Linked DNA regions of Homo sapiens: region 1 is linked to region 2. The links are chromatin loops, found by intact Hi-C in ENCODE. Cell type or tissue: heart left ventricle. All regions are shown on one strand. Each heading gives the region's core, and the rest is flanking DNA. Links, peaks and the distances in the headings are about the cores only.

Region 1 (8,868 bases), core at 1,201-6,200, 260 kb before region 2:
TATATAATGTGCACAGGCCTCTTGTGTGAAAATTAGGGCCTTGATTGAAACATAGAATGAGGATATCTGCATGGGTGAACCTGACAATTTTAAACTCCCAAGTTCTTCTGCGCTTTCTCTATAAGCCCAACAGCCCACTTGCCTGGATACCATTCAATGATGCTTATTCTTGTCAGTATCTTCCCTATCACCTCTCATGGTTTCTAGGCCAATAAACAGAGTCAGGAGTCAGCGCAGCCCAAGCGAAAAAGTACAAGCTCTGCTTTTGGAAAAGAATAGTTTACATACTAAGAGAATTATTTGATCTGGCTGATATATACGGACAGGCTCCAGAAGAACACATGATATGAAAATGGATCCTGAGAATGTTGGGCTGAGAGAGAGACGGAGGGAATAGAATATACACTGGATAGAGAAGAATGTATTGATATGGGGAATGCACCATGATTTGAGCTTCAGTGCTTTGGCAAGGATATCTGGAGCTTGTTCAATATTCTGTAGAAAAGGATGTGGAATATTGAACATGATGATGGCTTCTATAAAAATGAAGTTAAAGATGTCCAGATTTCCCTGGTGTCGTGTTAAGGAACACATCAGAATACTTAGGGAAGGGGAGTATCATTAACTTAACCAAGCAATGTCACAATCACAACTTTTAGGCCAGATGTAGTATATTCAGTAGAGAATTTCAACATAGCCTTTGGTCCATAATCTACTGCTATGGATTTAGTGAATGCTTTCTTCTGGATATGCAACAATAGGGAGAATGAAAAGTAGCATGTCATTACATGAAAAGGATATCAGTATATGTTTACTGTATTGCTGTAAGGCTATAATGTAGTCCAGAGAACTTGATCATCTTGACATTCTACAGAACATCACATTGGTCCACTATACTGATAATATCACGTTAAGTGGACTGGATGAACTAGAAGTGGAGCTTACACTAGCTGCCCTAGTAAGAAATATGCATGCCCAAATTTGGGAGACGGGAAAAAAAGGAGATTTAAGAGTCTGCCCCATCAGGGAAGTTTTCAGGTGTCCAGTAGTTAAGGACGTGCCAGGGCATTCATTCTAATGTAAAAGACAAGTTATTGTACCTCTCACTTTCTATCATTTGTGATGAGGCACAACACTTGTATCTCATTCTGGATTTTGGAGGAAGCATATGGTATACTTGGGAATCTTTCTGCAACCCATTCATGGGTTGACTCAGAAGACTTCAAACAAGGCCCAGGGCAAAAATAGGGTTTTGTAACAGCTCTAGACTCAAAAGCTGCAGTTTCAGTGGTGGCTAATTGTTTGGATAGATAGAGGTAACGTATGGAGTTTCTGCAATGCCATTAAAAATGAGCTGTGGGCAGATCCATAGAGTTCTGGAGAATGCCATGCCTTCTTCAGCAGAGAATTATGATGTTTGCAAAACAGCTCCTGGCATTTAAATGTTTCCTACTGGAGACTGCACACCTCATCATGGAGCACCAAGCGCCTCTATGAATGGAGGTGCTCTTTATGGTCTGGATATCACCAGGTCCACTGAACCAAGTAGTAGAGCAGGCACAACAGCAAATCACTGTATAATGAAAGGGGTTTATTGGGGACAAGATTCCAGTACCTCCGAAAGAATGAGTAAATTACAAAATCAGATGGCCCAGATCCCTGTATTAAGTACTTAAGTTACATTGATGCCTCTCCCTCACTCATCATACCTTTGACCAATGAGATTTTTTCCACAATTGACTATTGAAGGTCTAAAGGGTTCTAGTCCAATTCACTAATGAGTCTGAGCAATATGTTGGTGCTAGTTGTAAATAGGCAGCTGCTACACTACAGCGCCACACAGGTTTGACCTGAATTGATGGTGAAGGAAAGGGGTAAAGGGAAACCCTCTAGAGGGCAGAGCTGTGTGCAGTAGACTTACCATCATTTCATATGGAGGAAGAGGCAGCTTGAGGGATAGATATACACTGACTCAAGAGCAGTGGTGAATGGGTGCTTGAGGAGGAGACTAACAAGACCAGAAAATCATTGACTAGGAGGTCTGGGAAAAAGGTATGTGGATGGGTCTGTGAGAATGGGCACAAATTGTACAGATATTTGGATTTTGTATTAATGCCTACCAAAAAAAAATCAACTGCAGAAAAATCTATCAACAGCCAGGTAGTCAGAATGTTTTATCCTATGGGTACCCATAAGCTTTTTTTTTTTTTTTTTTTTTTTTTGTCTTTTCTAGGGATTCTGCAATGGACTAACAGAGTGGCCATGGTAGCAGGAATGGAAGCTTTGTATGGACCCAATGGGCTCCCTTCTTCAAGGATTGTGTAGCTAGTGCCACCAATAAAGGCCAATCAACCACCAGCAGTGATCAACACAGAGCCCGCAGTATGACACCGTCCTTGGAAAGACCACCAAGATACTTTGTGGCATATTCATTATTTTAGATCTTTTCCACTCTGGAGAGGGTAATGATTTACCTTTGAAGTGACTATTCCTGGTGTGGATTTATCCACAGTGCCTTCAACCATCTGAGGGCTTATAGAATGTCTAGTCTATTGGCATCAGATCCTATACAACACTGCCTCAGACCAACATGCATAATTTATGGCAAAGGAGATGACAAATGGACTCAATCATAGGCTTCACTGATTTTATCACGTACACCATCATCCTGAAATTTCTAGATCTCCCCACTACTTCTTAATTTGGATGAAGAATTACCCTATAGGACAGGGGTCAGCAAACTGTGACCTGTGCCTTGAATCCAGTCTGCTGCTTGTTTTGGTAGATAAAGTTTGATTGGAACACAGTCATGCCCATTTATTTATGTATTGTATATATTTGCTTTCACAGTATAATGTCAGAATTGAGAAGTTATGAAAGAAACTGCATGGACTGCAAATTTACTAAAAGCGATTCTCCTGCCTCAGCCTCCAGAGTAGCTGGGATTACAAGAGTGCACCATCACACCAGCTAATTTTTGTATGTTTAGTAGAGATGGGGATTCACCATGTTGGTCAGTCTGGTCTCAAACTCTTGGCCTCAGGTGATCCACCCACGTCGGCCTCTCAAAGTGCTGTGATTACAGGTGTGAGCCACCCTGCATGGCCAGCATCTGTCTTTTACTTGAGCATAGGTCAGATTTTTCAGGTCTTAGTATGTCTAGTAATTTGGATTTTGCCTGGACATTTTGTGTATTATACTGTGAAGCTCTGGGTCTTATTAAAATCCTCTGGAGAAAATAGATTTTCTGTTTTTGTTTGTTTGTTGTTTTTTAAGCAGATAATAAACCCATCTTGTCTTCTGTGAACAGTGGTTCCAATGTCCGTTCCATATTCAAAGTCTATTTGGATCTGCTTCTCACATATGTTACAGGAAGGGTTAATCTTGGATGTGGGCAGTGGCTTATATGGTAGTTCACTTCTCAAAGCTCGTGCTTCTTTGGGTGTGCACATGCAGTTTGGGGTGAACCTGGGAATTGTATCAATTCATATGTGGAATTGGGGGATGTCTTTCTCCCATTCTCCCTTTTGCAATATTGTTTCCACTCTTTGGCTCCATGGGGTATATTTTTCCAATTTACTGGCTGGAAAGACAAGGTTTCTCTTGAAGTTGTGGCCACTATTACTACTGCTCTCATGGAGAAATGAAGAGAACAAAAAGAAAAATATCAGGAATTTATCTTACGTTCTTTGCACCACAGGGACCCATTTTCCTAATTCTTCTATTCAGAGAGATGGATGGATACTTACAGTATCAGGTTATATCTATATCCCTTCACTCCTACCCCAGATTCCTTTTGCATATTTTTCTGACCAGATCAACTAGAGGCTCATTTGTTTTTTGGAAGAGAGATTACACAGGTCATGGAGGAGGGCACAGAAAGTCTACAGGATGGGAAATGAACTGGGGCGGATTAGTCTTGTTCTGTGGAGTTCAACCTGGAAATTCCTCCCAGTTGCCCCTGGTATTTTCAAAATGATTAGTGTCTGAATGAAAAATTAGTCAGGGTATGAAACAGACGTGGATAACAAAATTTTTATTTGACACAACCTTTTCCGAATAACTAACAGACTACTAAGAAGAGAGGAGATCTCAGAAGGATAGCTCAGGTGAACCTGGGGTATGAAATGCAAAGAAATTGTATAAATAAAGGCAGTTCCCCACCCTAAAAATGCTGCATAGCTGAGTGATCATTTACAAAGGCCTGAGAAGTAGATTCCCTCTCCTCAACCAGAAGCACGTTCTTCTAAGGGCTTGAAATCTGAAAGCATGGCCTGTTTTTCAGTTCTCTGTTCTCAGGAGGCCACTGCAAAGGGTTGAGTTCTCCTGTGGCCATTGCTGACACTGAGCTACAGTCATGGGCGTGCCTAGCCTTGGCCTTCTGTCTCACTCACACCTACAGTGAAGTGCAAGCAGAACTCGACATTGGGTTGAAGAGGGCCAAGGGCACGTGCCTTGCAGCAAGCAGACCCAAAATGTGGTTGTTTACTGTTCAGGGAGACTTGAGCTAGGCCCTCTCTTTCTAAGCCCTTATCTGAATTGCCTATAAAGCTGGAATAATGACAGCCAGATTGAAGGGCTGTGGGAAAAAACAAGATAGTGCATAAAACTAAAACTTCCTCATCTCTAACTGATCTCCCCCTCTAGGCTCCAAATAAGACTTGAATTAGACATTATATTATTCAAAAGTGAGATTTGTATATCCAAATGTTAGTTAAACTTTGCCTATAAAATATAGCAAACACGTTTAGATCTCCCTTATTGAACAGATAAGAATGATTAATAATTGACATGCATTATTTATGTAAAATGTAACTGGGTGTTTCAAAAATTGTGAAGTTCACTATCTAAAGTGGGTTAGCATTCCCTGTCTCTACTTTATGATATAAAGTGTTGGCATACTCATATCTTTCTTCATAGGAAAATTCTAAATTGAAAGGACTGGAATAAATTACATCTTATTTCCTTATTCTAAGTATTGGTTTACTTTGTGTTATTCAGTTTTTAAAGTAAAGTCATTACTTTTATACAGTTTTTCTTGTGCCATGCATAGAGACCAACATCATGTTTTGCACTTAGCAGGCACCTAATAACTATTGATCAAATTAATTAATGATCAATGACACACTCTGAGATATGATTTCTCCTTAGATTGAAGTAAGAACATCCAGTCAATGCAAACATTAACATCAAGAAGGGAGAAAAAAGGAGAAGCTAAAAAGCGTTGGTTAATTAATTAATTTGCATATCTCTTGAATTTTGGTCACTTAGAAATTAAAAATTACTGAGCATAATTGTTAATGTGCAACAGAATTTGATCATTGAGATGCCTCAGCTGCATTTATAATTCTACTGTCTTCTAGCTGAGCAGCTCAAGACTAAATCTGTGGTTTACAATTATTAAAGAAATGTAGTATAAGGAGAGTAAATGGCCTTTGAGACAACAAGTCATTTATCACTATTTACATCTTTTAGGTGTACTTGCTTTTATCATGGCACACTGTCAGGAAAGATGATTCTGAAACTTTGTTGAGAAGACAGGGAACATTTGCCAGCAATGAGGGCTATTATTAGGTAGGTGATACGGGAATTGGAAGAAGAGACAGAGAAGGACATGCACATTCATTGAAGGCCTGCTCTGCTTCAGTAGCTTTAGGTGCCTTATTTCATGTACTGCTCTCCATAGCAGTACTGTGAGGGAATAATAAGTGATGTTTATTGAGGGCTTCCTCCAGGCCCACCGTTGTATCTTCTGCCTGAGCACCTAGGCTTTCTGACACATTGTCTGAAATCTAAGTAGAAGCTTCCAACCCCCCCCTTTACTCTTGCATGCCATGTGCCTGCAGGTTTAACACACATAGAAGCCACCAAGCCTTATGGCTTGTGACCTCCAGCAAAGTGTCCTGAGTTGCACCTGAGCCCCTCTGAGCTGAAGCTATACTTGGAGCAGCCAGAATGCAAGGAGCAGCATCCTCAGGCTAAGCAAGACAGCAGTGCCCTGGGCCTGGCCCCTAAAACCATACTTTTCTCTTAAGCTTCTGGCTCTATGATGGAAGGGACTGTCCAGAAGACTACTAAAATGTCTTGGGGCATTTTCCCCATTGTCTTAGATATTAGCACTTGACTCCATTTTAGTCATGCTAATCTCTCTAGCAAGTGGTTTCTCCCCGGCCTGCTTGGATTCCTCTCCTGAAAGGGACTTTTCTTTCTCTGGCACTTGGGTACTTTTTAAATGTAAGTTCCATCTTTAAGTCATTTATATGCTGTCACATCTGATCCAAGGCTTTTAGAAGCAGCCAGGCCACATCTTGAACACTTTGCTGCTTAGAAATTTCTTGCACCCAATACCCTAAGTCATCAGTCTGAAGTTCAAACTTCCACAGATCCCTAGGACATGGACAGAATGCAGCTGAGTTTTTTGCTAGGGTATAACACGGGTGACCTTTACTTCAGTTTCCAATAAGTTCCTTATTTCCATCTGAGACCTCCATCTAGCCTTCACTGTCCCTACCTCTATCAGTATTTTGGTCACAACCATTTAACCAGTCTCTAAGAAGTTCCAGACTTTCCCATATCTTTCTGTCTTTTTCTGAGTCCTCCAAACTCCTCCAACCTCTGCCCTTTCCCTTATTCCAAAGCCACTTCCACATCTTCAGGTATCTTCATGGCAACACCACACTCCTTGGTATTAATACAATTTTTGTTGTTAGTCCATTTCTGCATTGCTATAAAGGAATACTTGAGGCTGGGTAATTTAAAAAGACTAGAGGTTTAATTTGCTTGTGGTTCTGCAGAGTATATAGGAGGCATAGTGCTGGCATCTGCTCAGCTTCTGGTAAGGCTGTAACCAGTACCCCCATCTTTCTCAAAGATAGTTTAATTATTTTTTCTCTCTCTTTTCTCTTTCCTCCTATCCCCCACTTCCTACTGAGATAACATGGTTTGGATCTGTGTCCTCACTCAAATCTCAGGCCAAATTATAATCCCTAATATTGGAAGTGGGGCCTGGTGGGTAGTGATTGGATCATGGGGATGGATTCTCCATGAATAATTTATTGTAGAACCATTCCCTTGGTGCTGTCCTCATGATAAAATTCTCACAAGACCTGGTTGTTTAAAAGTGTGTAGAACTTCCCTCCCCACTCTTGCTCCTTCTCCTGCCATATGAGACACCTTGCTTTCCCTTTGTCTTCTGCCATGATTGGAAGCTTCCTAAGGCCTCCCTAGAAGCACAAGCCACTATGCTTCTTATACAGCCTACAGAACAGTGAGGCAATCAAATCTCTTTTCTTTATAAATTTCCCACTCTCAGATTTTTTTTATAGCAGTGCAAGAATGGGTAAATACAGAAAATTGGTACCAAGGAATGGGGCATTGCTATGAAGATACCTGAAAATGTGGAAGCAGCTTTGGAACTGGGTAACAGGCAGAGGTTGGAAGAGTGTGAAAGGCTCAGAGGACAGGAAGATGAAGGAAAATTTGGAATTTCTTAGAGACTGCTTGAGTGGTTATGACCAAAATGCTGGTAGTTCTATGGACAGTGAAGGCCAGGCTGATGAGGTCTCAGATGGAGATGAGGAACTCATTGGAAACTGGAGCAAAGGTGACATGTGTTATGCCTTAGCAAAGAACTTGGCTGCATTGTGCCCCTGCCCTAAACATCTGTGGAACTTTGAACTTGAAAATAATGATTTAGAGTGTCTGGTTGAAGAAATTTATAAGCAGCAAAGCATTCAAGAAGTGACCTGGCTGATTCTAACAACTGATGCTCATCTCTGTGAGCAAATAAATGACCTAAAGTTGGAACTTATATTTAAAAGAGAAGCAGAGCATAAAAGTTGGAAAAATTTGCAGCCTGGCCATGTGGTAGAAAGAAAAGTCCATTTTCAGGGGAGAAATTCAAGCAGGCTGCAGAAACATGTATAATTAAAAAGGAGCCAAATGCTAATAGCCAAGATAATGAAAAGGGCTTGAAGACGTTTAAGACCTTAAGACCTTCATGGCAGCCCCTCTCATCATAGGCCCAGAGCTCTAAGAGGACACAATGCTTTCTTGGGCCAGGCTCAGGGCCCCACTGCCCTGTGCATCCTCAGGGCACTGCTCCCTGAATCCCAGTTTTTCCAGCTGTGGCTCAAAGAGGCCTAGGTACAGTTTGGAGAACAGGCTAGTACATTAGCTCTTTAGAAATGCAATCATAACCTTTTACCTCTTCTTTACCAGACACCCTACAGGAGAAGCTCATTATGCTTAGAAGCTCCAGGGCAGAACTTTCTCCCACCAGGAAACTGCCTCAAGAAACAGTCAATTTACAATCCAAAATATGCCTGCTATAAAACTTTCTTCCACCTGGAGAGTTTTGGCCACTTTTTCAACCCAGTTCTGCCCACAAAGATGCCAGCAGTGGCTAGCTCAATCACCCAGTGGGGTATAGCATCAAAATGAGTTCATGATCCCCCACCTGCATTTCCCTCCTCTAAGTGCCATTCATGCCACTCTGCCTTTTAAAAAACCTAGTTTCTGCTCCAAAAGCCTGTAATTTTTCCCCTAAGCTAGCTTTGGAACAGAAAGGCACTTTCTTTATACTAGAATTTTCTTTTGTTAATTGGGCGAGAGCTCACTCGTTACCATGAGGAGGGCATCAAACAATTCATGAAGGATCAGCCCCCATGACTGAAACACTTCCCACCAGGCCCTATCTCTAACACTGGAAACTACATTTCAATATGAGATTTGGAGGGGACAAGGATCCAAGCCACATCACTATTTTATTAATTTCTAAAATTAAAATTTATAATTTACTTTATTACTTTCTTATTAGTGGGCACTCAAGTTGTTTTCATTTCTTTGCTCTTATAGAGAATGCTAAAA
Region 2 (8,868 bases), core at 2,422-7,421:
GTAATGACTTGTATAACCCTTTAATTTAAAGCATTTCAGAAAACATACACAGACGCTGTTGGGTATGGACAAGGGTCCAGTCTGAGTCTCCATGCTACACAAAAGATGGAAGAGAAAAGCCTCCACTTCCATGCCAGGCTGAGAATTTAGGAGGAGAACCTGACCACGCTACTACCTCTGTAGTGTAAGAGCCTCTTGCTATTAACTTGTCAGCCATGAGTAAGAAAAGGGGCTCTTGCTCAATGATTTGGGGGAGCTAGACTTGAGCTTCTACTATTCAAGTCATGAGGCTTGAATACACTAAAGGGAAGGGGTGGGTAGTTACCATGAGACACACAGAGGAATATTACAGCTTATATGGATTAAGGTCAGCCTAATTAGTGCATGGAAACAGCCAAACTCAAAGCTGTGTGATTAGAGAGTCTACGTGTGTTAAGGGCAAAGATAATGGGCTATAGATTGTATTTTAGGGAGGCCTAGCAAAGGAGCGACATGTAAATGAGCTCACCATAACCTACACAACAGGCGGTTTGTCTCTGGGCACTTCTCACCTGCTCTACAAGCTGTCTTTTCTCCAGCACCAATCCTGAGATCTTGTTTTTGCTTTCAAACAATCGTCTGCCTAATTCCCACTAACTCTAAAACAGCAAAGGGGCTGGCTGGCAACACCCCAAGTGGTGATGCCCCTCGGGTCTATTCACATTGTGGAGCAAGAGGAGAGGGGAAGGTGGAGAAGTCCAGAAAAAAGAACCTGTCTGCGGCCTTGCAGGATCAGCGGCTTCTGTGAAGGGGCCTAAAGCAGCTCCATCTCACTGTCATCATCCCAGGACATTAGGGGGAGATGGGGACTATGCAACAATGAAAGAAACCTAGAGATGACTTGAGACCTCACTTAAATTTAAATGAACAAATCAAGACAATACTGTCATTTCAGAAAAGCTGCTGACTGTTCATCTAAACTTTATAGTTTAACCTACCCCCATCTCAACTCTGCCAGACCCCAGAAATTCAGCAGGGATTTAAGACTTTGCTCGGGGAGAAAATATTAATAATCGTGCTATAATAAATAACTATTGAACATTTACTATGCTTCAAGCACTATGTTACAACTTTAAATGAACTTGGGTAGGTATATTATCAGCATCATCATCAATTCTGAGATGCAAAAATGACCTCAGAAAGGTGGATGGTTCTGTTCTGAACCAAATAGGAGGAATGGGTGGGACCAAGATCAAATGCAGGCAGCCCCATGACAGGGCTGTGTTGTGAACCACTGTAGGAGGAAGGAGAGGAGTGGGAGAAAGAGAGGGGCAGCAGAACAGTAACTGTGAGGCAGCCACACCTGAGTGCTAATTCTATGCCAACCTCTTTGCTGTCATCACACAGCATAACAACTTAAGATAGTTTCATGTTTCATCAACCCTCCATTTTACACATGAGGAAAAGGAGGTTTTAAGGGATTATATGACCCCCAGCTGGTAAATGCTGGAACTAGCATTAGAATCCAGGCAGATGCTCTAGTGACATTTGACTCATATTCTTGCTGCTGCCCGGAAGAGGCACTTACTGAGCAGTCTGGCTGGAAATTTGAACTTTGAGGATCTTCTAACTTCTAGTAGGATGAGGAAAGTTTTCACTTCAGTCTCACTTTGTTTGATGTTTTATGTTTGTTTTCCTTAAAAAGCATGAAATTGGGGTTAAACGCCCTCAAACACTATAACTTAATCCTGAATAAAGATGGCTTAACAGCACGGAGAGAAAGTGGATCAATTACTCTTCCTCAGGAACACAAGTCCAATCACTAGGAAGTAATAAGACCAAAGAAAGCTAAAAATGGAACATGTAAAAACAAAGAAATGATTGTTCTTTAGTTTTATTATTTTTCATGGACTACATCAAGTCTTTTCCCCCACAGCAAGTACCATCTACAGCAGGAGCCTCGAATCTCAGATGCTTGTGGGAGTCTATTACCCATCACATAATTTCCCTGGTATTCAGTCAAAGTGAGAAGGGATGATGAAAATTTTGGCAGGCTTTATACAAGGCTGATCAATATTTTTCATTTCCCCATTTATGTGTCACTACAATTCACAGCTGAGAGGACAAGTTAACCGGATACAGCATAGGACAGAAAGCCAAGCAGATACTCAAGTCAAGGCAAAGAGAGAAGGAAAAAAGTAATGGAAAGAAGCTGAAGCAAGAATGGTTAAAAGAAGCAAAACAGGCCAGGCATGACGGCTCACACCTGTAATTCCAGCACTTTGGGAGGCCCAAGAGGGAGGATCGCTTAAGCCCAGGAGTTCAAGACCAGCCTAAGCAATGTGGCAAAACCCTGTCTCTACAAAAAGTACAAAAATAAGCAGGAATGATAGTGCACGCCTGTAGTCCCAGCTACTTGGGGGGCTGAAGCAAGAAGATTGCCTGAGCCCAGGAGGTCAAGGCTGCAGTGAGTCATGTTAGTGCCACTGCACTCCAGCCTGGGTGACATAGTAAGACCTTGTCTCAAGAAAAAAAAAAAAGGAAGAAGAAGGAGGAGGAGGAGGAAGAGGAAAAGGAGGAGGAGAAGGAGAAGAAGGACAAGAAGCTCATAAAAAGCTTACAAATTCACCACTGCACATACAATGAAGGTGGTGGACCCAGTCTAGCCAGGACTAGAGTGTCCCCACATACACCCAGCACTAGCCCAGCATCATCAGTCTCATTATCTGTGTCACTGTCAATGATGACAGTGGCTTCAGGTCCTAGAGTCAATACCAAGAGAGGACCTAGAAGAGAACCTTGGAACTGTGGCCAATTTCAACATGCCTCCCACTAAGATCTGTCTTGGTAGGCAACAAGTTGATGTTGACACCTCAGGCTCTAGGTTCCCTGGCACTGCTAAGTTTTGGTGCCTTTCTTCTTACCCTTAGGGACAGGAAAATTGGCAATAATGGGACAAAGCTGTGCAGATCTAGGGGCACAGTCAACGTTTAAGTCAGTTATATAGCCAACCTCTGTCTACCTTCAAGCTTGCCCTGATGGGTTAGGATGAGGAGACTGTATCTGAGCCCATTGATTGTGCCTTCAACTAAATTAAGCAGAGCTTGGGGATGGTGTAGATTTAAGAACATCAAATTCAAACCATCACATAGCCATAAAATCAAAAAAACAGCCATGAGGCCAGGGTTAGATATACAAACATTAAAACCATTTAAAAAAAAAAAAAAAGAACTATGAAGAATGAGATCAGGAATGCTGAAGACCCAAGTCAGGTTTCCTGGAAAGGAAATGGGAATTAGGAGCAGTCACTAATTCTGCTAAAGTCTCCTGCACTTGATTCTTCCTCACAAGTTTACCCCATGGCACATCAAATCTACTTATTTTCCCATACAATTTGCTTCTGGACTACTCACTGCCCCCATTTAGCAAAGCACCCCCATCAACATCTAATAAATAAATGTCCTAAAGCAAGAGAACACCCTCCCATGAGGCTTCTGGTAACACAGCTGTGCAAAGGGTCATCAGATGGATCTTTTGGCTTTGTGAGATATTTAATAGAGCAAGAGGAAGAGAATGGAGCCTGAGCATCAAAAAGGACTTTAATTGTATTTGTTATGTTTTCTTGTATTAAAAAAAAATTGTGGGTATAAACTGTTAATTAAATTTTACATGACATTGCTATTTTTAAAAAATATGTCAAAATGAAAAAGAAGAAACCAAAAGGATGATGAGACTGAGGGAGGGCAAAGGAGTGGGAGAGAGAGAGGGGTAGGACTAGAGGGGGAAAATGAGAGAGAGAGGGAGTGAGACTGATAAAGAAGGGGAGGAAACTTCCATTTGAAAGGCTCTATGAGGCGCTTAGTAAGCCCCATGGTGAAATGATATGGAATCCAGCTCTGTCAGAGGTTGTAAGTACTCAAAGTAAGGAATAAACAAAGATAAAGTTCTAGAAGCCACAAATATGAGACAGAAATTCTTCGGATACAGGGAAGGACCCAGGGAAGTCCTTCTAGGAAGTACTACCAGAGGCTCCAAAGGAGAGAAGAGAAGTATAGTCAATGGGTAAATTCCACCCATGTTCCCAGAATTCCAGGGACCTGGTCAACACCAGAACCTCCCATCAGACATTTTCAATGCATTTATATAGTTCAGTAAGGAAATGTTATTCTGGCTTTAAAATAGGAGCCAATAAAGAAAGATAATTCTCTTTACAGTTAAATTATGAATTTTTCAGGAAATCGAACTTTTGTATGATGGGGTACCTATACTGCATTTACATCTCCGAAACCTAAGTATGGGCAATAAGGAAACATACCACCTAGTGGCAGACTACCTGTTGTGCTAGAAACACAAAATCCATTCCCTTTTGATATAAAAAAGGGTTTTTTTTCCTTATAAGACTTTAATATCCAGTAGTGAAACTAGCAGCTTACAAAATTTGCAGTATTGGAGAGAAGAAAAAATTCCAAATATATATTATTTCCTTTCATTAACTGAATACTAGAGAATGAAAGAGACTTTATAACTGCAGGAAGAATACATCCTCTCATTAATCCCAGCTGCTTAATTAAATCAATTGGAAGTTGCTAATTTCATTGTGTCTTTTCAGATACTTAAACCCATTTATTGGGAGAAGATTTGAGATGGCTAAAGTCACATTTGGTTGAATTTCTTTAGAAGACATAATCTCTTAGTGCAGAAAGGGATTGTCTGAGACAATCAACTGACAGATTCCCTCCCAGTACTTTTGAAGACTGTCAGAGGACAAAGTAATCATCATACACAGTGGGGCTGATTCCTATACGCCACATATGATAAAAAGAAAAAAAGATTAGCCTCCTCATTCAATAGTCACACTTTAGTCCCTGGAGAAGGTAGAATTTTACCACAACATCTGGCCAGCAGAAAACTACCAGGATTGAAGAAAATGTATTTACCCGTCCCTTCCTGGAACAGAAGGTAATTCAAAGTAGCAAAGAAAAAAGTGACACATTTCAAAACAATAAGAGGAGAAAAAAGTCTGTACAAGGTCAAAGAAGGAATATCAGAGCCTAATGGTCATTCAAGATATGTCTTCAATGACTTTGTGGTTGTATTTAAGCATCAGCAACATTTCTATTTCGGGAAGGCGAGATACAAAATTTAACAAAGTAAGCGGTAGATAATTAAGAAGTGTCTGTATATGGGGCTGATTTGAGTGTAAACACCAGTCTTCCTCTGTAAGTAACAGATTACTGGCCGGACTTGGTGGCTCCCGCCTGTAATCCCAACACTTTGGGAGGCCGAGGCAGGTAGATCTCCTGAGGTCAGGAGTTCGAGACCAGCCTGGCCAACATGGTAAAACCCCGTCTCCACTAAAAGTACAAAAAATTAGCTGGGCCTGGTGGCGAGTGCCTGTAATCCCAGCTACTCAGGAGCCTGAGGCAGGAGAATCGCTTGAACCGAGGAGGCAGAAGTTGCAGTGAGCTGGGATCACACCACTGCACTCCAGCCTGGGTGATAGAACGAAACTCCATCTCAAAAAAAAAGTAATACTTTTGCTACCCGCCACACCCCCCCAAAAAAGAGAAATTCTTGACTATGGTAAAATGTGATTTCTGGAAAGCTGCTTTTAAAAGAGAAAAATCTTGCCAAATTGTACTACCATATTATCATGACCCATCACTGTTCTATTTCTACCTCTTTTTATGAAAGGGCAGAACTTAGGCATGTTTATATTTTAAAAAACATTACAAAAGGTGCACTTGTTCCGTCTTGAGATAAAATTGAATCACTAATGCCACATTCATGGGGAGCCCCACGTGGTTAGTAAATTCTCTTGGGGTTTATGTTCTCCCAGTCATTTCCCCTTCTGATTCTCTGTTTCTGCTGAATAACTCCCCACACTCAGCTCTCACCTCCTACATCCCCTCTGGCCTCTTTATTGATTCCCAGTCTATTTAAACAGCCTCTTTTCCTAATTTTCCTAAAGCATCACTTACTCATGGCAGGGGGTATATGATACATTTTATAGAAGGTCAGAAGCCATGATGGGGATTATATTACAGCAGCCCAAAAATCCCGATAAAACAAACTATAATAACTAATTTTATGGTGCTTAATTGAGTGAAAAATGATTTATAAAATTGTATGCCTAGTCTTTTGGGGGGGGTCAGGGGGAAGGGTCTTGCTCTGTCACCCAGGCTGGAGTGCAGTGGTGCTATCACAACTCACCACAGCCTTGAACTCCTGGGCTCACCACAGCCTCCCACCTCAGCCTCCCAAAGTGCTGAGATTACAGGTGTGAGCCACTGCACCCAGCCTGTGTGCGTATTCTGATTGTTAACATTACCCACTAGGAGGACAAAAAAAAAAAGAAGGAAATATACAAAAGTGTGAATAGTGGTTATCTTAAGTTAATAAAATTATTGTTCATTTTTTTTCTTCCCCTTCCTCTCAAACTTTCTACATCTTCTTTGATGCACTTTCCTCTCTACATGGCAAGGTGGGTGACCTTCTCTTCCAGCCCCCATATCTTTGGGCGTCCTTTTCATATTTATAATGCAATGTCATTTCTGCCCAGCTTAGTGAACTGTTGCAAGCCTGTGGCTTTGCACTTTCCCATCTGCTGAGAAGAGTTGCATTCCAGGTACTTACCAGAGATGACCTCTAACTCTGTGCTGCTCAATATTTCGCAAAACTTCAGTTGAAAATAAATAGTATAAATGGAAGATTGCCTGGAGGTTCTTTCTTTCCCTTTATAGAATTATACTTTGGCAAAATGCCAAGAATGAGGGACGTTATACAAAGAGGTCTGACACAATTCAGTCGCAGTCACTGCAGGGCATTTTAGGAACCTGATCATCAGAGCTCAAAATACTTTTTATGAGTAACTGTGAGAAAACTCACTTCTGTTCTTAACACCAGGGACAACTGAGCTCCTCCTAAAAAACTTCATTTTTTTAAATCACATAACCAAATGGGATTTTCCTCTTTGCTCTAGTCACTAGGAAGCCTACAGTCAAATTTTTATTCCACAGGTATACATTTTCCATACTTACCTTTGCCATATTTATCCTTCCCCTTAGTCCTCATTTATTTTATATTCTTATTTTGTATTGTCTTAAAGTTTTTATGAACCAAGACAGTTATAAGAAAAGCACTTGCCCCACTGTTATAAGGGAAAACAAATTTGAACAATTGCCCATGGAGTGATGGAGACATATGGTCAGAACTTCTTTCACTCTTCAGTGAAAAAGACAGACAGCATCTTCTTTGGCAAAACAACACTGATCAAGGAAAAGAAGAATACTTCAATATTTTCTCTATGAATCCTGGGCTGTTTTCCATAGGAAAGCTGGATCTCTTTAAGAAGTTTTGAGCTGGGAAATGTTTTCATTAAACATATTCAAACAGTTTTTCTTTGTGGTTTGTCCTAGGAAAATGCGTGTGCATGAGCGTACCTGGTTGCTTGTTTTGCATCAACAAAAGGACACCTTAATATTCACTTTTTAGGAAAAGCACATATATAAGAAACAATCACATGAGTTTCTGTTCCAGGGCCCTTGCAGAGCAGTGATAGGTTCTAGCTCTGCTTAGCTGGGGAGAAGTCACATGAGACAGCAAACCTGGAATTTCATGGCAGAGCTTGTGTTTACCTCCTGTTGTATAAAGGTTATTGTGTGATCATCATACTGCCTTGTTACTCAGGCTCTTTGGAACTCAGTAGGAAGTATTAAAAGTACATAATCTTAAGTATTAAGGGTTATAGAGAAGATGTGCTATCATGTTTAAGACATTCCCTTCAATATAATCCAGAGCTGGCTTGTTTTTCCCCCTCAATGACTTTCTAGAAAAACTCTCACTCTTTTTTGCTGAGATGGAGCTGTACCTTGTCGCAGGATTGTTCTATAGAGCCTTAGTTGTCCCTAATGCCCTTCCCCACAAACATAAGCCCCCTATTATTAAAAAATCAAAAAGTAACAGATGGTGGCAAGATTGTCAAGCAAAAGGAACTCTTATATACTGCTGGTGGGAGCAAAAATTAGCTCAACCATTGTGGAAGACAGTGTGGTGATTCTTCAAAGACCTAAAGACAGAAATACCATTCAACCCAGCAATCTCATTACTGGGTATATACCTAAAGGCATATAAATAATTATATTATAAAGACACATGCACATGTATGTTCACTGCAACACTATTCACAATGGCAAAGATATGGAATCAACCTAAATGCCCAACAATGATAGGCTGGATAAAGAAAATGTGGTACATATACACCATGGAATACTATGTAGCCATAAAAAACAATGAGGTCATGTCCTTTGCAGGGACATGGATGGAGCTGGAGGCCATCATTCTCAGCAAACTAAGGCAGGAACAGGAAGCCAAATACCACATGATGTCAGGTATAAGTGGGAGCTAAATGATAAGAACACATGGATACATAGAGGGAAACAACACACAATGGGGCTGATCAGATGGTAAAAGGTGGGAAGAGGAAGAGGATCAGGAAAAATAATTAATAGATACTAGGATTAATATTTGGGTGATGAATAACCTGTACAACAAACCCCCATGACACAAGTTTACATATGTAACAAACCTGTACATGTATCCCTGAATTTAAAAGTTTTTAAAAGCCCCCAAAAGATGACTGTATGACTGTAAGCAACAACAGTTAAGTTGTTGGAGTTCACTGGAGTTAACTAAGTTCTTACTATGTGCCTGGAACAATGCAAAGCTCTTTATGAAGATCTCATTGTCCTTCACCACCAGCCTTCTAGGTAGGTGCTGTGGTCTGAATATTTGTGTCCCTTACAAATTCCTAAGCTGAGTCCTAATTGCCAACATGATAGTATTAGAATATGGGGCGTCTGGGAGATGATGAGGTCATGAGGGATTAGT

What was found. Peaks named below come from ENCODE experiments on the same cell type or tissue, not always from the same donor. Only the 100,000 strongest peaks of a DNase experiment are listed, where the experiment ranks them.
Region 1: it touches region 2 in a loop (2.6-fold over the local background); 1 of 110 quality-filtered maps calls a loop at or near these places.

What each region holds. Positions count from the first base shown.
Region 1 is chr9:2,340,879-2,349,746 of GRCh38, forward strand. No RefSeq gene overlaps it. Among named protein-coding and RNA genes, the nearest start is that of VLDLR, 280 kb to the right of the region's middle. In heart left ventricle, for the core only: no CTCF peak of the experiment used is centred there; no DNase peak of the experiment used is centred there.
Region 2 is chr9:2,596,217-2,605,084 of GRCh38, forward strand. All of the region lies in intron 1 of VLDLR-AS1 (VLDLR antisense RNA 1), which reads right to left. Among named protein-coding and RNA genes, the nearest start is that of VLDLR, 21 kb to the right of the region's middle. RefSeq lists an enhancer at 6,448-6,537. In heart left ventricle, for the core only: a CTCF peak has its summit at 4,313; no DNase peak of the experiment used is centred there; H3K27ac peaks cover 1,196 bases.